Regions from separate parts of the Mus musculus genome. Here region 1 is linked to region 2. The links are chromatin contacts, found by POLR2A ChIA-PET in ENCODE. All regions are on one chromosome and are shown on one strand. The core of a region is the stretch at or near the end of the contact, and the rest is flanking DNA. Distances in the headings are between cores, read along the strand shown. Region 1 holds the start of Ino80 (INO80 complex subunit). Region 2 holds the start of Dll4 (delta like canonical Notch ligand 4).

Region 1 (3,010 bases), core at 447-2,946, 150 kb after region 2:
AACCCCAGCACTCAGGAAGCTTAGGCAGACTGATCTCTGTAAGCTGCAGGGCAACCCACTCCACATAGTCAATTGCAGGACATCCAGACCTACATTATGAGACCCTGTCTCATTTAAAAAAAAAAATCTAAGACAGAAAATAGATTGTTACCAAATGTTGTGGGAAGAGGAAAAAGTGACGTTTAAGAAACTTCTAGACCTTCTTTTAAAGTCAATGTTAAATGGTGGTGATAGGTGTACAGTCTGCAAATACTGAAATTTTCTGAACTGTGCCTGATTCACTTGAGCTGCAATCATATCTGATAAAGATGTTACTCCTTCGGGGGAAAAAAAAAAAAGCCAGAGATGGAAGTGCAGTTATAATCTTAGCACCATGGACGCTAAGGCAGGAGGATATCAAGTTCCCGGCCATCCAGGCCAAAAACAAAAAACAAACAGGAAAAAGAAAAAAAAAAAAAAAAAAAAAGACACGACCGGAAGAAAGGAAGCATCAATAACCCACAGTGAAAATTAGGGATGTAAATCATGGATCACTAACTGGGAAAACTAAGCTGATCATCAGCGATGTTTTAAGGAGTTCAACCTCCAAATTCCTTCCCGAGTCCTAAGAAGTACAAGAATGTAAATCAAAGAGTCCTGAGCACAGTTGGTTCTGAACTAAAATAGTTAAACGCCTTCTTCGGCAATATCCAACTTCTAAACTGTAGGGGGCTTCCATCCTCCGTGATTACGGAAGTAGTACTTTTCATCAGCAAGCTCAAGAAGGAATTGTCAAAGTAAGATGACACTTGCTGAGACGCACTGCAAACGCCTCGAAAACCCAGAAGTGCTGTCACAGACACATTTCTAAGTCTGTGCACGTGTTAGCCTGTCCCCGTCTAACACCAACTAGCAACTTGCATCATTCGCCCGTAACCGTGGCTCGCTCCCCATTAAACTGATACTCTATCCAGTCCATAGATCTCATTCGTTTGAATTGACAGGTAGAACCCTCGTCCGGTTCCTGGTCCAGCCCGACAAGCCTCCGCCCTGCCCCTCCCCACTCCCAAACCCACACACGTGTTAGAGCGACACCGCCCCACCGGGTCCCACGTGCACCTGGCCTAACACTCCCCACGTGTGGGTGCTCCACGGGCTTCCTCGGGTGGCCGAGGTCACCCATAACCCCGGAGAGCCAGAGATACACGACAGGAGAGCCGAGGCCCAGGTCTCTGAGGTCCCAACCCTATGGGGAGTGTCCACACCCATCCTCTCTAACCCCAACAAACCCCAGGGCCGGGGGCGACGGCCCCTTTAAGAAGCGGCCCAGTCGTCGCCCGCAGAGAGGGGCGCACAGGGGCCTACACGACACCCCCTCCGTCCACCCGCCCACGTCTTCTCAACCTCACCTCGGGCCGAGGGGCCCCGCCGCCGCGGCGGCGGCGGAGGGGGGGCGGGGGGCGGGCGGGGTCCGGAGGGGGGGGTCGCCCCGCCGACTGTGGAGCCGCGCTTCGCTCTCGGAGGCCGAGGGACGGTGACTGCGTTGGACGGGAACGCTCCTAGCTCGCTCCCTCGGCGGCTCCTGGGACCCCAAGATGGCGGCGGCGCTGAGGCGGCTGCGGGCGCTGGGCCGGCGGCGGCGGCGGCCACTTTCACTCACTGAGAGGAGCGGAGCAGGGACACGGGGAGCCATGGCGGGGGGGAGGAGAGGCGCCATAGCCAGGCCAGAACAATCGAGCAGGTACTCGGCCGGCTTAGCCCTGCCCCGCCCACGCCCACTGCTAGTCGCTAGCCCGTGTCCGCCGACCGTGCCGCTACGGGCGGCCTCGTGCAGCTTGTACCCCGCTGCCGCCGCCCGACGCCCCGCGCGGACCGGGGTTCTGGGGGAGACCCTCATCTATACTATCTGAGTGCAGATTGGTCGGGGCTGGGACTGGCGAAGATTGCCGAAAGGCGACGGGGAGGAGGAGGAGGATGTCATCGCTAGAGTGAGCAAGCAGATCTCGCGGGAGGAGATGTCGCGAGAGCTCAGCGGCCCTGCAACTGCCACAGAAAGGTTACTTTTCCGGAAGTAACGTCAATGGAAACCGCCCAAAAACCAGGGACTCATTTTGGTCCTGCAGGTGGGAGGGACTGCTTGGCGTTGTCGCTGGAAGTTTTCTCCAGGTAGTGCTGGCCTACCCCGAGGCCAGCTCGGGCGGGGATGGATCCTTGTAAGAGCCAACTTGGAGACGTCTCCTGGTCGTCTTCCTGACGACACTGTCCCCCTTCGGCCCGAGACCGTTGGCACGAAGGCGCTTTCACCTTCCATGCACTTTCCATTTCCCCAGTGGGGTGAGTCGCCCTGCCCACACTCGAGCAACCGCAGAGCTGGGGCGGGCGGGGCGGGGCGGGGCGGTTGTTTCATGGTTATTTTGTCTGGGTTTGGTTAATAGCCCAGGCTAGCTAGCGTCAAGCTCGGGGGATGTCTCCTGCCTCAGCCTCCCGAGGACTGAGGTTACAGTGTGCGCCATCATGCAGTCTTCTGCACTTAATCCACTCGTTTCCAAGACGTATATAGAATTGTTGGACTTCACCCTTTCGTTTTCTGCAAGAATCGCTTGTTTAATATTATCTGTTTTGCCTGTACTGTGCCTTGTGCAACTCCAGTTGGGTCCAAGTTGCATCCTTTGGAACTGAACTGCTTAAAATTAAAGTCTAGAAAATGATTATTTAAAAAATGTCTTGTTTTTTTTTGTTTGTTTGTTTTTCGAGACAGGGTTTTTCTGTGTAGCCCTGGCTGTCCTGGAACCGCACTTTGTAGACCAGGCTGGCCTCGAACTCAGAAATCCGCTTGCTGGGACTAAAGGCGTGCGCTGCCACGCCCGGCTCTTTTTTTTTTTTTTTTTTTTTTTTTAATGTTTCTTGGCCTCGATATGCTTTAAGTTCAGGAGAAAAAGTGTCCGTAAACAAGACCTTAAATGTTCACAAAGTTTAACAGTAACACTTTATAAGAGGGTCTGGCTAGACAGCTCAGCAGACACAGTCACTT
Region 2 (3,248 bases), core at 629-3,128:
AGAGTCAGGTGGGGTTGCAAGCCCAGCTCCAAGGAGAGAGAGGGAGCACCCTCTGGCACTCCAGGCAGGTCTACGGTGCAAAGAGGATGCAGACAGAGAGGATTTGGAAGTCCACTTGCCAGGACCGCCGGGAGGTACGCCCCGAGCTCCCCGTCCCTCGGGCCTGGGACTCGGCTTGCCCATAACCTACATTAACTCGCTAGTGCAGCCTGGGCCCATCTGCCGGCCCCCGCCTCACCTCGGTTCCCCACGCCAACCCGCTCGCGCCAGATGGTGGCTGGGAGGGGTGGCCGTGCGTGGGGGACCCCGGAGCCTGTCGCCTCACCTCACCCCACCCCCCACCCCACGCTCACAACCTCATGTTTCTTACCCCCCCCCAATTCTCCATCACCACCACCCAAGTCAAAATATCAGACCATGTTCGTCATTGGCAGCTGTTGGGTTCCACTTCCCCCTACCACGGCCTCCCTGGGGCTGGAGCCGCGTCCCTGCTCCCCTCAACCCCCGCCCGCACTGATCTTATCGTCCGACCATAGCCAGCAATCACCACGCGGGAGGGCTGACAGCTGAAGCCACAGGGCCCCCACCGCTCTCACTGTAGGAGAGAGAGAGAGAGAGAGAGAGAGAGAGAGAGAGAGAGAGAGAGAGAGAGAGAGAGAGAGAGAGAGAGAGAGAGAGAGAGAGAGAGAGAGAGAGAGAAATCTAGCACCCCCCAAAACTGGGAGAAGCCAGCCCTCCCCGGTCTGCAGCCTCGGGGGAGCACGACGGGTTCTGGGAAAGCAGCTGCAGGGTTTGCGCTCGGAGGCCACCCGGGAGAGGCGCGCGTGTGACATGGGTGAAACCACCCGAAACTCAAACAACTCTATGCGCCTCCAGTTCCACCCTACATCCTGCCCTATGCAGAGAGATCTAGACCTGATCAGCCTCAAGCTCTCTCACCTTGCCTCTCAAGTGGCCCAAGGAAATTCTGGAATTAAGAAAGTTTCCTCCCTACTCCAGCGGAGCTAGGGGACGCGGGTGGGGGCCAGGATGAGGATATGGAGACCAAGCGCGACCCAGGTGAGATAGGCACTGAGGGAAAAGACTAGAACCTCATTACCATACAGCTGAGGACCCCCCCCCCACTTCGAGAACCACGCCCCCCACCTCTCTTTCGAACCTCTAGTCCTGGCTCTAGCACGAGCCAGGAGGGAGTGGGGGTGGGGGACAAAGAGAGAAGGCACGCGCTGGGCACGCCCTGCTGCTTGAGGTGACACGCCTACCAGGTGCAGAGAAGACCAGAGTCCTAGACGCTTGGCCCTTTGCCTTGCTTGGAATAGCCAGGGAAAGGTTAAGGCGTCGGATGGCTTCCCTGCGGTGCTGGGGACGCGTGGAGGGTGGGCACACATAGGCTGGAGGCCAGCGAGGCAGGAGCTACCTAAAGTCTGGAAAGGAAAGGGAGATCCAAATCCCCTGGTCCTGCTTTTTGCTTTCCTAGTTTAAGCTTTCCCCACCTGCTAGAGGACTGTAGGTATCTAATGCCTGGATCAGGTGCACCGCCTACGGGGACCCCTTAGAGTTTCCACCCCCTGGACCATTCGGGAACCACCTCACCTCCCGCCGCATCACTGGGCTACCCTCCTATCCTCTGGTGGCGAGGGTCTCAGCCTTTAAGCAGACGATCTCTAAGGACTGCTCGCCGGGCACGCGCAGAGCTGGAAGCCCAGAAGTTGGAAGAGGGGCGGGGACCTGCGCCCTACTGGCTGGCTGACAGGGGGAGCGGCGGGGGCGGAGGCCCCCTCCGGTGGGTGCTGGGACTGTAGCCACTAGAGGCCTGGAGGGGAGGGGAGAGTGACCGTGAGTCTGTCTGACTGACAGGCTGCGAAGAGCAGCCAATATATATAAGAAAGGCTCTGGAGCAAGCAGGTTTCAGTAGCGGCGCTGCTCGCAGGCTAGGAACCCGAGGCCAAGAGCTGCAGCCAAAGTCACTTGGGTGCAGTGTACTCCCTCACTAGCCCGCTCGAGACCCTAGGATTTGCTCCAGGACACGTACTTAGAGCAGCCACCGCCCAGTCGCCCTCACCTGGATTACCTACCGAGGCATCGAGCAGCGGAGTTTTTGAGAAGGCGACAAGGGAGCAGCGTCCCGAGGGGAATCAGCTTTTCAGGAACTCGGCTGGCAGACGGGACTTGCGGGAGAGCGACATCCCTAACAAGCAGATTCGGAGTCCCGGAGTGGAGAGGACACCCCAAGGGATGACGCCTGCGTCCCGGAGCGCCTGTCGCTGGGCGCTACTGCTGCTGGCGGTACTGTGGCCGCAGGTAATGTCTCACGTCCTCTCCGCCCCCTCCCGCAGCGCTCCGGGCTTGCGCCCCGGCCCCGGCTGAGCCTGACCGCTCTCCTCCCTCCTTCTCTCGGTCCCTGTGCAGCAGCGCGCTGCGGGCTCCGGCATCTTCCAGCTGCGGCTGCAGGAGTTCGTCAACCAGCGCGGTATGCTGGCCAATGGGCAGTCCTGCGAACCGGGCTGCCGGACTTTCTTCCGCATCTGCCTTAAGCACTTCCAGGCAACCTTCTCCGAGGGACCCTGCACCTTTGGCAATGTCTCCACGCCGGTATTGGGCACCAACTCCTTCGTCGTCAGGGACAAGAATAGCGGCAGTGGTCGCAACCCTCTGCAGTTGCCCTTCAATTTCACCTGGCCGGTAAGCACAACTTAAATGCACCGGGAGATAACCGAAGGGAAAGAAGGGAGCGCCGGGACACCAGAGCTCCTTTCCAAAGCGCTCTCTGGAGAGCCCCAAGGGCTCTTTCTCTTCTGCCCCCGCCCCCCTGTTCTCTCATAGGATCATCCCGGAGAGGCTTTGGTTAGTCTTTCCTCCCAGTTTCTTCCCTTTCCTTCTCCCCAATTCTTGGGATACGAATTTCATTACCAAACCCCCAACGCGGCGCCGCCCGCCCACCCCCCGGCTCTCACTTACACTCCCGCATCCCTCATCCCTCCCCTGCCTTCTCAGCTCGCGCGCAGCGCTGCGCGAACACCAGTTATGTTGAGCCGAGCTCCGTAACTATATCCTGCAATTAGATTAATTAAACAGGCTGCTGCGAGGCACCCCCTCCTTTCCCTCCCTGCTGATATCGCTATCTCTAATGTCCCCCACCCCCCCTTTTGCTTCCCAGGGAACCTTCTCACTCAACATCCAAGCTTGGCACACACCGGGAGACGACCTGCGGCCAGGTGAGTATCTAACTTCTCGGCCACAGGGGGGCG

Evidence for each region. ChIA-PET counts read pairs that join two places held with the same protein, here RNA polymerase II (POLR2A).
Region 1: POLR2A ChIA-PET joins it to region 2 with 19 read pairs in embryonic stem cell. The contact joins the promoter of Ino80 here to the promoter of Dll4 in region 2. POLR2A ChIA-PET finds 5 or more read pairs at or near these places in 5 of 5 experiments (Patski and embryonic stem cell).

The regions. Positions count from the first base shown.
Region 1 is chr2:119,475,991-119,479,000 of GRCm38, forward strand. It overlaps Ino80 (INO80 complex subunit), which reads right to left and starts at 1,697. Exons shown (of 36, transcript NM_026574.4): 1 at 1,389-1,697.
Region 2 is chr2:119,323,906-119,327,153 of GRCm38, forward strand. Dll4 (delta like canonical Notch ligand 4) reads left to right here and starts at 1,879. Exons shown (of 11, transcript NM_019454.3): 1 at 1,879-2,301; 2 at 2,410-2,682; 3 at 3,158-3,215. The coding sequence starts at 2,236. Gm14207 (predicted gene 14207) reads right to left here and starts at 2,292. Exons shown (of 4, transcript NR_030683.1): 1 at 2,076-2,292; 2 at 1,263-1,424; 3 at 940-1,071.